Linked DNA regions of Homo sapiens: region 1 is linked to region 2. A link is an interaction called in ENCODE POLR2A ChIA-PET data of the cell type or tissue named here. Cell type or tissue: PC-3. All regions are shown on one strand. Each heading gives the region's core, and the rest is flanking DNA. Links, peaks and the distances in the headings are about the cores only.

Evidence for each region. ChIA-PET counts read pairs that join two places held together with the same protein. Peaks named below come from ENCODE experiments on the same cell type or tissue, not always from the same donor. Only the 100,000 strongest peaks of a DNase experiment are listed, where the experiment ranks them.
Region 1: POLR2A ChIA-PET joins it to region 2 with 7 read pairs; 2 of 35 experiments call an interaction of 5 or more read pairs at or near these places.

The regions. Positions count from the first base shown.
Region 1 is chrX:107,855,317-107,862,756 of GRCh38, reverse strand. All of the region lies in intron 3 of MID2 (midline 2), which reads right to left. Among named protein-coding and RNA genes, the nearest start is that of MID2, 33 kb to the right of the region's middle. In PC-3, for the core only: no CTCF peak of the experiment used is centred there; no DNase peak of the experiment used is centred there; H3K27ac peaks cover 537 bases.
Region 2 is chrX:107,707,091-107,714,530 of GRCh38, reverse strand. TSC22D3 (TSC22 domain family member 3) reads left to right here. Exons shown (of 3, transcript NM_198057.3): 3 at 1-1,310. The coding sequence ends at 12. Among named protein-coding and RNA genes, the nearest start is that of TSC22D3, 65 kb to the left of the region's middle. In PC-3, for the core only: no CTCF peak of the experiment used is centred there; a DNase peak (open chromatin) is centred at 3,350; H3K27ac peaks cover 1,402 bases.

The DNA of each region.
Region 1 (7,440 bases), core at 1,136-6,135, 150 kb before region 2:
ATTATAGAACTCTCTCTTTTTAAAATTACTAGAGATGAAAGCATGTGACCCTCCCTAAAACTTTTCTTTTGGCTTTGCTTAAAGGCAGTAATCAAGAAGAATTTGGGCAGGATAATGGGCAAATTTACTTAAGTATCAACACGAAGAATCTTTTGGATATTCTTGCAGAAGGGCAGTAAATGTTTCCTTACTAAATAAAATTTGTTTAAATTAGTAACTGCAAACTAGCAGCTTATTGAGCACAATAACCCTTTTTAGTCTATCACATCTGCAGAGTTACTGGTGGGCTAGGTGGAGTCACATGGCCAAGGTACCCAATATTTTTGCTGCTGCAATTTCATTACCACTCCCTCTTCCCAAGAAAAGTTTTAGTTGATATATGTAAAATTTGAAATTGGTTATGAGTATTTGGGAATGATTGTTCTCCCCACTCTCAGAGATAGTGATAAAAAGCTTTGGAAGTCCTGAGGTCAGGGCTAGGAATCTCTGGCAAAATGTGTAGTGCCCAAAATTACTACTACTAGTACTACTGCTACTAGCAACTGTTCCTGCTATTACACCTCCTCTTCCTCTTTCTCCTTCTTTCCCTCCTCCTCCTCCTCCTGCTACTATGACTAGTATTACCACCACCACCGTTTATTGAGCTTTGACTATATATGCCAGGCACAGTAGCAGGTACTTTACATGTATTGCCTTTCTCTTCAATGTATTATTAGTCCAAGTTTTATAGATGGTGAAACTGAGGCTCAGAAAAAGTATGTGTTCAAGGTTGCACAGCTAACATGACTCCTGTCTGTCCAACTCCAAAGCTGTCACAGCACACTGCCTCCCAGGACGTACATACCATTTTTAGGACAGGCAAGTTGTAGAAACTAAGGCTACAGTGTCCTGGGTTGGAGATAAAGCTGGACACCAAGTCAGGGAGGGAAGGGAAGCATATGTGGATGAACGCAGTGGATCTAGTGATTCCTACTGTTAACTCACCAGTAGCAGAATAATACACAAACAGAGCATTTATGAGTCTGACTTTTCTGCTCTTCGAAAGGATAATAACTACCACCTTATTTCTTGCTTCACCTTCGTGATCAAACTTCTTGCAACCTGCATTTCCTTTTGTTTGTTTGTTTGTCTGTTTTGAGACAGAGTTTCCCTCTTGTCGTCCAGGCTGGAGGGCAATGGCACGATCTCGGCTCACTGCAACCTCCACCTCCTGGGTTCAAGCAATTCTCCTGCCTCAGCCCCTTGAGTAGCTGGGATTACATGTGTCTACCACCACACCTGGCAAATTTTTGTATTTTTTGTAGAGATGGGGTTTCACCATGTTGGCCAGGCTGGTCTTGACCTCCAGACCCCAGGTGATCCACCCACCTCAGCCTCCCAAAGTGCTGGGATTACAGGCATGAGTCACCGCGCCCAGCCCTGCATTTCCTTATAACTTACTTTCTTCCTGACCTCTTTGAATTTATGTTCCATCTTCATATTTGCGTAGAACCTTCTCCCTCAAAGATGACTAATGAAATCTTCTATGCTTCTGCTCCAATTGACTCATCAAATCTTCCACATTTTGAAGGCCTCTCCTTCCTCTGAGATTTTGATCCTCTGTTTTTGTTGGTTTTCCTCGTCTCTTGACTGCTCTTTGTTTCTCCTTTGCTGTCCTTCAGAATTCACATCCCTATCCCATACCCCTTGCTCACTACAAGTCATCCTCACAATGGGTCCAGGAACCACCCATGATTAACAAGAGACATCCAAGTGGCGTGTACCTTGGTCTTGCAAAACAACGCGTAATGGAGTGGTCAGGGGCACAGGCTCCAGAGCTAAAGTGCCTGTATTCAAATCCCCACTCTCTTACCTACCAGTGGCATGAACTTGGCAAAACACTTAAATATTTCTTTGTCTCTGTTTATCTGTAAAGTAGGGGTATTAACAGTGTCTATCTCACAGAGCTGTTGTGAGAATTAAATGAGTTAACACATATTAAGCACTCAGCTGGAACAGAGGAAATCCTCAGTAAGTGTTACTTATTATTGTAGTCTTTAAGATAATAATACCCTAAACCTTTGATTTTTTTCCACAAATGAATAATTTACTTTGATATTTAATTTTCAAAATGCACAGCATTCTTCAGTAATCTCCTCAAAAGCAACACCGTCTTTCTATTTATTTTTGGAAAGTCAGTTTGTTATTGTATTGTGAGTGACAAACAATTGGGCTGGAGATTTGTCACAGGCCCTCTTTTCAATCTATACATTCTCCATGGCTTTAAGTGCTACTTAGATGCTAATGACTTCCAAGTATATCCCTTTCCCAGACCTCTCTCTTGACCTCTAAATCCAGCTAGCCAACTTTCTACTGGACATTTCCTACCTGCCTTTCTGACCCAGAGAACAATAAACCTTGCAGGTCTAAAAAGAACTCCTTTTATATTTCTTAACCTAGTTAAAGGCCATAGACCTATTTGGTCACCTAAACCAGAACCCTGTGGATCATCATAGTATTTCTTCTCCCTCACTCCTTCACCCATTAACTGATCACCAATTAATACTGATCCACCTCCTAGAAATGTTTTGAATGTATCCCTTCTTCCCTAATCCTACTGCCACTGTCTCAAGCTGGGCCTTCATCTCTCCCTGGATCAGTAAAAATCTAACTGGTCTCTTTGTCCTCACTTTTTACCCTGGACCCTTGACCTTTGCTCCATACTCCATACTACAGCCATAGCAATCCTTCTTAAATACAGATTTTATTCAGTTATTCACCTGCTTAAAATCCTTCCATGGCTCCCCAGACTTCTCAGGTTAAAGTCTAAACACCTATACATGGCCTACAAGGCTCTTTATTATTTGGGCCCAAGCTACTCACTTCTCCATACTCACCTCTTGCAATCTCATGTCTTACATTCTGGCCAAGCCAAACTTCTGATAGTTCCCTGAACGTCTCCATGCTGATCACCCTTCTGTGTTCTCACATGTGGTCCCCTTCACTCCCTTATCTCATTTTTATTGGCAAAATTCTACTCTTATTTCAAGATAACTCATTTTTTTTCCATTCTGCAGCCTTTCCTAAGTTTCTCAGGCAGGCCTGAGTGTTTCCTCCTCCATGCTAACTTGTCATCACGCATTTACATTCATTACAGTAATTATCACTTCACATTCTATTTGCCATTTTACCTGTCAGGTTCTCAGCCAGTCTGTGTGTTCCTTGAGGGCAGGTGCCATTTCCTATTTATCTGTATACACCCAGTGCTTAAGGCACCATTTTCCCCATAAAATGTGCTCATTTACACCTCCACTAATACCTCTGCTTTCTGTCTCTCCAGAGGGAGTAATTTTTTTTCTCCTTCAACATTTGGCTAAAATGCATTTTCTCCATTAAATTTTCCAATTATACTAATTTCACTGACTGCTCCTTAAAGAGGGCTCCACCAACAAATGTATTTGTGCTCTAATGGTTTAAATTCTATTCTTTCTTCTAGCTCAACCACCCAAAAATATTTAAGGATCATCTGCTGAAATCATCCATAGCAGTGTTTTTTAAATTAATTTATTTTAAAATATTTATATTTTATGCTTGGAGAAGCAGCCAGACATCTATTACATAGACTCCAAGATTCTTGCCCTTCCCAAACTAAATATCCTTCCAATGGGCAATACGAGCAGAAAGAAGAAAATACCAGCCCATCTGAAGTTTGAACTCTAAAGAGAGAGACTTCCAAAAGTGAATGAAGCTAAGACCTAGTAGCAAGACAGAAAGCTGAAATTCCCCAGACTAAGGGAAACCTCTCCCTCTCTTCCAACTCATCTCCTTTCTTTCTTCTTTCTCCTAATGCTAAAGAGCAGTGCCGTCCAGCTCTTTAAAAGGATTGAGAAGAGCCAGAAGGAAATCAACCTGCCCATGGAGCTTCTGGGATGGATTAAGCCATTGTATCACAGCAGTTCTGGAAAGAAGAAAAAGGTGGCACACAAAATATACAGGAAAGTGTTTTAATTTACTCAGTGCCCTAAAAGCTAAGAACAAGACTAAATAAGTAAAATTGAAAGGGCTATACTACATTCATTTGTATTTTCTGCACTGCATGCTGCTCTATAAATACTCTTTCTCACTATATACTGTTTTCCCTAACTAGACTGAAAGTTCCTGGAGGTCATCAACCACATATATTTCTTTTGTAGCCCCCAAATCGCCCACCACAGAGTACACAGCGTATGCTCAATAAATGCTGTTGACCAACTGATTACTAAGTATTTAACTATATTTGCCCCTCGCTATGTTTTAGAATGCCTATTATTCACAGAACCATGGAGTATTGGAAGCGAAGAGGAAGTATTCATCTGTTGGTATACATTTTCCCTTGGCTATGCATTATACAGAGGTTTCCTTTGGAAATGTAAACAAAGGATGCCTGATGAGCCAGGACAAAGAACTATATATAGAGATCAAGTGGTTATCATAGCAAGGTCAAAGCATGCCCTTCCTTAATTAGATTAAAGGGAGTCTTGGAGCTGCCTCTACCTCCTTCCCATGCTCTCCAGCCGCAGCAGAAAACATTTTCCAACCACCCATCTACTGAATTCTGAAACCTTCAGCAGCAATTATAACAAGCTACATTACCATAGAAGTCAGCTAACAAATCTGTAGTGATCTTAATCTCTGTTTCTGTTATAATAGGAAGACTGCAGCTTTGTTTACTTTCTGAGGAGAATAGAGAACAGGGAGAAAGAACCATGATAGGGAGGCAGTATTTATGGCCCTTTTATGAAAAGGCAATTTGTGACAAAAACATTTACAGACAATAAAGAAGGGGAACAGGTTTGACAGGAAAATACCCTATTCCAGTTTTCTCAGAAGCGCCTTAGCTGGTATCCTCCGCCCCCGCCGAATGTGAAATGCCTGGTATACACTGTGAATATAGTCATTCCCTATAGATGAATCTGGATTACATATAATGAAAAAATTCCAAATCACCCATCAGTGTCTTACTTTCATGACTGACAGTATTCTACTATACATTTCATTTTCTACTGTATTTTTAAGCATTTATGAAGTCTCAAGTCCCTCCATTAACTAGATTTCTAATCCTGAGGTTTGTCCTGAAGGCTTTTGGAGAGACAGGCTCTGTGTTGAATGAGGATAATAAGTAACCTGGATTCACCGTTGTTATTATTAAGAGGAAGTTGGCCGGGCCCGGTGGCTCACGCCTGTAATCCTAGCACTTTGGGAGGCCAAGGCGGGTGGATTGCCTGAGCTCAGGAGTTCAAGACCAGCCTGGGCAACACGGTGAAACCGCGTCTCTACTAAAATACAAGAAATTAGGCGGGCATGGTGGCGTGTGCCTGTAATCCCAGCTAGTCGGGAGGCTGAGACGGGAGAATCACTTGAACCTAGGAGGCAGAGGTTGCAGTGAGCCGAGATTGTGCCACTGCACTCTAGCCTGGGCAACAGAGCGAGATTCCATCTCAAAAAAAAAAAAAAAAAGAGGAAGTTAAGGGCACATCCCTAACCTTTCAGAATGGATGATGTCATAGAAGACAGAAATGGCCTTCCATAAGCCATCCTGTAGGGTCCCTGTCATCAAAGACAGAATCCTAAACCCAATAGACTATGAAGTTAAATCCCAAAATACATTCTCACTCTCAACAATATCTCACTATTCTTTCCCAGTTCTCAATTAATGTTTATATTCAATTGTCTGTATTTCTTGCACATGTGTATCCACATCAGGGTGGATTTTTGCAGCATGTAAGCCCTCAGAGGGTAGATACTGTGCCTATGCTGTTTTCTTTATACCTGGTACAATGCCAGGCATAAAAAAGGATTAGTAAAAGCAGACCTTTTGTGTATCCAGAGCCGACAGTGGCTTACATGATCGGATTTAGCAAGCATCCATAAAAGAACACTTCTTGAATATCTACTGTATGGGCTACTCTTTCCCCTTACTCTATTTGCATGTGGCAGCACTAGTGTCACCTCATTAAGACTCAGGCAAGAATACTAACTTCAGGACGGAACTGTTAAAACACTGCTTGTTACCTAAAAAGCCAAAGTGGTTCCTTCCCTATTAACACAATGATGGATAGTTTTATGAGACTTGTCACTTAAAAAGAGTAGGGCCCTGAACATAAAGGTTTGATTGGCAGGATGGGCTGGGAAAGGTTGGAACAGGCTATGTTTGGGTGAGGCTGGCCAGGGTCATAAGCTCTTCAGAGTGGCAAGATGAGACCTTAGAGAGGTCCTAAAGTGAATGAGCTATAAAAATAAACTGCTTACTTTGCTATTTTCACTACAACTTGTTCTGTACTTAATAGTCTTTTTGATGAGAACAAGGAAGGTGATTATAATTTCTAACCACATTTTATTCACTATTAGCTGTTACTCTATATTCAATCATGCAAATTCTAAATCAAGGGATCTCTTATCTTGTCTCCTGCTTACAATACTCCCTTGTCCCTTTGCCAGTGTGGATGTCTTATACTGTAATCTAACAGCATAATGAGAAACTTTGACAGAGTGGAACATTAGAGGGATTCTGATTAGCTGAAAGCCACTTTGAAATACTTTATATTTTGTTTCTCCCTTCTTGGAAAGAATAAGCCAGGAGAGAAAAAGAATAGAATAAAGAAAGTTACCATTCACAGCATCATGACCTGTGATACCTAGAAAGAAGTCGAAGGTCATGTTATCAGTTCAACTCTTCATTTTATAGGTAAGAACACTGAAACTGAGAAGCTAAATGACTTAGATTCATACCACCACTTCATGGAAGAGCCAAGTCTAGAGCACAGTTTTCCAAATCACACTCTAGTGCTCTTTCTTTTCATTCCTTATGCTTCTTCCCTAATCCCCCACTTCATTTTATAGTCTCATATCTGAGTTTGACCAGTACTCTATGGACCCTACGTAGAGCACCACTCTCTTCCACAAATGGAGTGCCCAGCAGGGATTAAATTTCTATGGTATGCTCATCATACAAGTACACTCTACTTGAAGAAACTCAATACTTTAAGAAATCCAAATGATTGGGGGTCAGAAGGTTACTCATATAATAAGAGGATTCTTTGCCTTACAAGAAGATTCTCCACAGTCTCTTAAATAGGAATCTATAGATTGGATTAAGAGATGAGATCTTAATAAAATTGAAATAAAATAAACTTGAACTGTTACATTTGTCTGTCATACAAGTAAGATTAGAACCAGACTATCAGGTTCTAAATAGAATTAGAAACATTTTTATCCAACCACTGCCCATGAAGAATCCTATAATATTTTACCCAACCCTGTTTACACTTGAAGCCCTACCATCAGCTCTTCAACAAAATCAACACAAAACCAAATGGTATAAGTTTCATGCTCTTGAGAAAGAGAAATAACATCTTTATTTTATTATGTCCATTTAAGAAGAGGTCAGCTCTTCCTCTAAGCTCTGCTCTAAGATTTGATGTA
Region 2 (7,440 bases), core at 807-5,806:
TCTGCGGTGTAAGTGGCTCTGTCCTCAGGGTGGGCAGAGCCACTAAACTTGTTTTACCTAGTTCTTTCCAGTTTGTTTTTGGCTCCCCAAGCATCATCTCACGAGGAGAACTTTACACCTAGCACAGCTGGTGCCAAGAGATGTCCTAAGGACATGGCCACCTGGGTCCACTCCAGCGACAGACCCCTGACAAGAGCAGGTCTCTGGAGGCTGAGTTGCATGGGGCCTAGTAACACCAAGCCAGTGAGCCTCTAATGCTACTGCGCCCTGGGGGCTCCCAGGGCCTGGGCAACTTAGCTGCAACTGGCAAAGGAGAAGGGTAGTTTGAGGTGTGACACCAGTTTGCTCCAGAAAGTTTAAGGGGTCTGTTTCTCATCTCCATGGACATCTTCAACAGCTTCACCTGACAACGACTGTTCCTATGAAGAAGCCACTTGTGTTTTAAGCAGAGGCAACCTCTCTCTTCTCCTCTGTTTCGTGAAGGCAGGGGACACAGATGGGAGAGATTGAGCCAAGTCAGCCTTCTGTTGGTTAATATGGTATAATGCATGGCTTTGTGCACAGCCCAGTGTGGGATTACAGCTTTGGGATGACCGCTTACAAAGTTCTGTTTGGTTAGTATTGGCATAGTTTTTCTATATAGCCATAAATGCGTATATATACCCATAGGGCTAGATCTGTATCTTAGTGTAGCGATGTATACATATACACATCCACCTACATGTTGAAGGGCCTAACCAGCCTTGGGAGTATTGACTGGTCCCTTACCTCTTATGGCTAAGTCTTTGACTGTGTTCATTTACCAAGTTGACCCAGTTTGTCTTTTAGGTTAAGTAAGACTCGAGAGTAAAGGCAAGGAGGGGGGCCAGCCTCTGAATGCGGCCACGGATGCCTTGCTGCTGCAACCCTTTCCCCAGCTGTCCACTGAAACGTGAAGTCCTGTTTTGAATGCCAAACCCACCATTCACTGGTGCTGACTACATAGAATGGGGTTGAGAGAAGATCAGTTTGGGCTTCACAGTGTCATTTGAAAACGTTTTTTGTTTTGTTTTGTAATTATTGTGGAAAACTTTCAAGTGAACAGAAGGATGGTGTCCTACTGTGGATGAGGGATGAACAAGGGGATGGCTTTGATCCAATGGAGCCTGGGAGGTGTGCCCAGAAAGCTTGTCTGTAGCGGGTTTTGTGAGAGTGAACACTTTCCACTTTTTGACACCTTATCCTGATGTATGGTTCCAGGATTTGGATTTTGATTTTCCAAATGTAGCTTGAAATTTCAATAAACTTTGCTCTGTTTTTCTAAAAATAAACTTGGTGTCTGACTGAGTATAAATGGACTGGGTGGGAGAGGCCCCTCACCCAGTAGGGGCTGTTTTGCTGACCCCCTGAATATCCCTTGAGCACCCTGTCAGTGCCAGGCCTATGCTGCAGCCGTGATCTCGTGTCATCTGCACAATACTCATATGAAGGACATGCTGTTTGCCCTCACTGTCTGGATAAAGAAACTGAGACTCAGCGAGTTTAAGTGACTTGCCCAAAGTCACATGGCTATTACGGGAATTAGGACTCAAGCCCAGATCCTTCCTCCCTCTCCTGCTCCGCTTTCATATGAGAGCTTCGGAGTGAGTGGCAAGGTGACTCATAACACACAACTGTAGCTTGAGGGGGTGATTTGGGAGGAAAGATACCCCGAGGAAGGCCCAAAAGAAACAGGCAGGGTATACATAGGAGGGAGCGAGAAGAGCGGAACCAAATCAACAGGCGTGGGCCTCTTCTGTCTTCTGAAAACATCACTGGGCTCACTTAATGCATTCTCCTTAATACCAATCCACATGTGACACTTGACTTGGCAAAGGAGCTAAGAAGGCTCTAGTAAGAGAAGGAGGGAGAATGTATGAGGTAGCAAAACCACCCCCCTTTCCTTTGCTCTTCCCCTTACTTCCAGCCAAGGAAAGATATCCTCAGTCCCTGCTGAAAGTTCTCAGGGACACTGCTGAAAGTTCTCTCACCAAACCCACCAACCACGTGGGTAGGGCCAAGTCTAAGGCTCCTGGCTCCAGATTCCTTCCTCCACCTCTCTTTGGGGTTCATTATCACCCATCACCCTTTCCCAGCTCCATGTCCCCAGCATCCAGAGACCTAGCATTTCTCTGATTGGTTGTTGATGAGTGCTTAGTGTCTCCTTTACCACGCCCTAACCTGAACTTCCTCTGGACCCTGAGCTGTGTTCTAAGCCCACTATGTTCCCAAGGGAAACGATCACCTCTCTTCAAGTGACTCCATTCCATCTCAGCTTCTGGTAGCATATATACCTATCCTTTTCCCACTTGAAATTGGGGAAACAGAACTCCTTGATTTTCCTGAGCCACAAACCTCAGGGTGACCAAGATATCTTGCCCCCCGCCCCTTACATCAACCACTGCCTAAATGTAATCAAAATGACATGCTTCTTCCTCTGTAAAGGTCATACATGTTGACATTTTGGGTTTTTTTTTTTGGTTTTTTTTTTTGAGACAGGGTCTCACTCTTGTTGCCCAGGCTGGAATGCAGTGGGGCCATCAAAGCTCACTGCAGTCTCAACTCCCTGGGCTCAGATGATCCTCACCTCAGCCTCCTGAGTAGCTGGGGCTACAGGTGTGCACCACCACTCCTGAATATATATATTTTTTTGTATTTTTAGTAGAGATGGAGGTTTCGCCATGTTGCCCAGGCTGGTCTCGAGCTCCTGGACTCAAGCAACCTGCCTCCTTGGCCCTCCAGAGTGCAGGGATTATAGGCATGCGCCACTGCACCCAGCTGACCTGTTCTTTTCTAATCACCAAAACCCTTCAGAACATTGCAAACTCCTGCTTGCTGGCCTCTCAAATCCCAATTTCCCCACCTGCTCCCAACCTTGCTATTCATAATGCCAGGTTCATTGTCTATACCTGCCAACTGGTTCATGGCATGCAGATTCCACAGCTGCTGGTACAGATACAAACTTCAAACGAGTGCATTCAAAGCCCCCTGGCAGCCATTCCTCACCCTGACCAGCTCTCCCAGTCCCCACTTACTCCCAAATCCCCACCTTTCAAAATTAGCTCAGAGACTTTGTGGCTATTTGGTTCATCTTCTGTAGACTTCCCATGCCAGACTTGCAGCTGAATGAGAAAAAGCAGATGAAAAAAGGAAACCTAGAAAATAGCCCAACAACGCCCCAAACCTCTCTGGTCATCAAGCCTTTCTCTACAAGAAAGGGGAAAAAACTGGCCCCACAGTCACATAGTGGTAAAGAGAGAACAACTTTGTTTCCTAGGCAACGCTGACTAAACAGAGACAAACACTGCAACTTCTGAGGCCACAGCAGTTACTAGGCTAGATAAGAGGAAGTTTGTAGATGTTTCTTAGTCACATACAGGAGCTGCTTTCTGTTGTTGTTTCTCCACAGAAAAGTGACTAAGGGTGGAGGAAGGCAAAAGAACACGTTGCTCCTGGAAAGACTTCCATGGGTTTTAGGCTTCTGGGCTCAGCTGGTCCAGCTGGACCCAGAACGAGGAAAATAATAATGAGGCTTGAAGGAGTATGCATCCCCTGCCTGCTTTTGCCACCTCTGCATGTGCCCTCCCATCTATTCTCTCATCTCATCCTCATGGAGGCTTCCCAGCATAGCAGCAAGGATCACAAGAGCACTGCTCCCTGGCCCCGCTTCCGAGTACAAAACATTCTGTTTCCTGCCCTTAGAAAAAGAGGCAGTTATGATTTACCTCCATTTGACAGACGAGAAAACTGAGAGCCAGAGAACTTAGTGCTACTCCCATGGCTCCCACATGTCCCATGGGGCAGTGGTTCCCAACCTTAGTGACAATAAGGGCCCTTTTTTTATGTCAAAAATATTCTCAAACCTCCCCCAACTCTATAGTACTTGAACTTTTGGTATTCATTGAGAGAGAAAGAGAGACTCGGGTGGGCGGGGCCGGGGGGGGGGCGGCAGGACACATAATTACAAACACTGGCTGTGAATTCAGTGGGCCTTAAAGGAATTAATTATATTCACTACAAAATCAAAGACATGGATTTGAAAGCTAAAACAACAATGCATATATTAATTAGCTAGATTGAGCCATTCCACAATGTGTATATATTTCAAAACATCACAAATGCATACAATTTTAGTTGTGTCTGTCAATTTAAAGAAAAAGTAGACTAGAACAGAAATGTGGGTGATGGGTTATTTCCAGACAAGGACTGCTTGGGACACAAAGTGTGAGGCTTTCAAGCTGGGGATGGCCACAGAGGAGGGTGTTCCAGGAGGGCTCCGACAAGGAAGCCAGGGGCAGGGCCTCTGGGACCTGGAGTATCAGCAGAAGGACTCCAGAAAGACCATAGGAAAAAAGGTGCATGATCCACTGTCCTTTAAGGTATTGTGAAGTTGGCTGGGTGCAGTGGCTCACGCCTGCAATCCCAGCACTTTGGGAGGCCAAGGCGGGCAGATCACCTGAGGTCAGGAGTTCGAGACCAGCCTGGCCAACATGGTGAAACCCTATCTCTACTAAAAATACAAAATTAGCTGAGTGTGGTGGCGCATGCCTGTAATCCCAGCTACTCGGGAGGCTGAGGCAGGAGAATTGCTTGAACCCAGGAGGCGGAGGTTGCAGTGAGTCAAGATCACACCATTGCACTCCAACCTGGGCAACAAGAGCGAAACTCCGTCTTAAAAAAAAAAATGATAAAATTATTGCAAAGTTGCCCTCACATCATCCACATCATCAATCCTATTTATGCTGGAAAATCTTGCTTTCAACTCTCAGCACCTCTCCTCCTAGTTGGTTAGAAATTAATGGACATAATTACAGCTTTGTAGACGGCCCAGTTCCTCAGGTTATCTCATGTACAGGAGCTTGTTGAAACCCAAACACTTAATACTTAACCGCCTCCACAAGATCAGGCAAGGTTTAACAGAGAACTCGATCAGTTAGGTATTCCAAGCAGACATGGTTTCCAGAGATGAGCTGGCTGAAAGAGGAGGTGATCATACTAATTACTAATAATAGCTAACACTTACATGGCACTTACTTTACGCTAGAAACCGTCATAAGACTTTTTACATCTGTTGACTCTTAATCCTGTCCACAGACATATGAGGTATGCCCTATTGAGATCACCATTCTACACATGAGAACATGAAAACACTACGGCACAGAGAGGTTAAGCAACTTGCCCAAAGTCATACAGCTGGTGAATGGCAAAGCCCACATTGGGGGGAGGCAAGATTAATGCACTGAGAAGCAGGATAGAGAATCTGAACAGTTTTCATAATTCCTCCAACGTAACCAGAAGTGTTCCAGGGCTCATGGTGGGAAGGGGGAAATAGAAGAAAGACCACCCCAAACTAGCAGAGGGACTAACACAAGGAAAATAAATGACTAATGAGCACGGGAGGGGTGGCAGTGAACAGAGAAGAAGGTAAGCGGGAGGGTGGGAGGCTCACTTGGCTGGCTCCCAGCCAAGTGACTTTAGATAGAATCTAAGAGGTCTCAGGGAGCCATGGTAGGCTTCTGAGCAGGGAAGTGATGTGATGCAAAAGATATTTGTAGAAGATGGGTCCTGGCAGCTGGAGAGGCTGGAATAGGGAAAGGCTAGTGATGGGCCAGCTGTTGCTGTAATCCAGGTGTGAGGTGATGAGGGCCAGCTGGGGCAGGGATAGGGGTAGTAGAAGGAAGAGGAAGGGACAAAGCCAAAAGACACTGAGAGGCAGTATTTATTTCTCCAAGTGCAGTCTGCAGTCCACCCACATCAGGTTTGTTGGGAAGTTTAAAATGTGGATTCCATGCTCCACCCCTACACCAAAGAGCCGAGTAGGACTGGGGAATTGATAACTCTTAACAAATCCCTCTTGGTGCTGGAGTATGGGAAAGTTTGAGGAATCTCCACTAGGTGAAAAATCAGAATTACTTGGTGGCAAAGTAAGCTGGGGAGAAGACAGCAAGGTAGCCACAAGTCAAGGATGACATGAGTTTTGGGTTTGGGTTTTTGTTTTTGTTTTTTTTAATTGTGGTGAAATAGACATAACATAGAATTTACCATTTTCACCCATTACAAATGTACAGTCCAATGCCATTAATTATGGTCACATTGTTGTGTAACCATCACCACCATCCTTCTCAAGAACTTTGTCATCATCCCAAACTGGCACTGTATACCCATTAAACACTAACCACCCCCCAACCCCATTTCCTTCTCCCCCAGCCTCTGGTGACATGGAAGTTTTGAGTCGGGAGGATTGGTGGACTATGGAAGCACTGAAAGAAACAGGGGGTAGGAAAAGGCTGTAGCTTTGCATAGGGAAGATGAATTCCAATTTTGATTTCTGGCTGAGCGAGGCATATTTACATATGGAAATATCCTATAGAAAGACAAATGTGAAGGTGAAGTCGAGGGCTAGAGCTCGAGATGCGGGCATGTCTGTGTGTCATGGGAGCTGAAGACGTGTGCGGACAGATGCCCCAGAGAAGTGGCTACAGAGGAGGACGAGCAGGAGCTCCAGAGCCAACCCTGGGAGGCTGTCCCCAGGGCAGCCTTACGTTCCAGGGAGTAGGAAGACAGGCAGGCTATGGAGGTGGCAAAAGGGCTAGGGAAAGTCGGAGAGAATGCTGAGGCTTGATAATCTCCTGTTTCCATCATTTGGTCTATTCTTTTGACATTTTCTCTTCAGAGTCCTTACCACAAGCCCCACCATCTTATAAAATTAAACTGACAGTCACTTTGAGGAAGGCTGAGGGAGCAGAAGTATTCCTGGAAAAGGCAGTCAGGAGTTCTGGGCTGTAGTCCTAGTCTTTGGCTAGCAAACTACATGACCTTGGACAAGTCATTGGCATCTCTAGACCTCGGTTTTCCAATCTGCAAAACAAGGTGGCTATACACGATCGTTTCTAAGTCAAGTGCTTAGTGGGTACTGGGGCCAGGAGGAGTCCTCTGGCTGTGAGACTCCTACATGTTACCTCTTTGTTCTAGGCCTCAGCTCTGCTTCTAGCCCCCAAATTCTACTCATCCTCATATCTAGCTCTTATCCAGTTACCCTGTTTGAAGAAGGCTGAGGAAATAGCCACTTTTAAAGATGGATACGTGGCCCAGCACCCACAAGACTCCATGCAATTTTGGAGAGGAAGAGAATCACCTACAGCCTTATTTCTTCCCTTTTTATTTCCCCTTCTTTTCCTTCCTTCCTTCCTTCCTTCTTTCCTTCCTTCCTTCCTTTCTTCTTTCTTCTTTCGACGGAGTCTTGCTCTGTAACCTAGGTTGGAGTGCATGGCGCGATCGGCTCACTGCAACCTCTGCCTCCCAGGTTCAAGTGATTCTCCTGCCCCAGCCTCCTGAGTAGCTAGGATTACAGGCGTGCACCACCACGCCTGGCTAATTTTTGGATTTTTAGTAGAGACAGGGTTTCACCATGTTGGTCAGGCT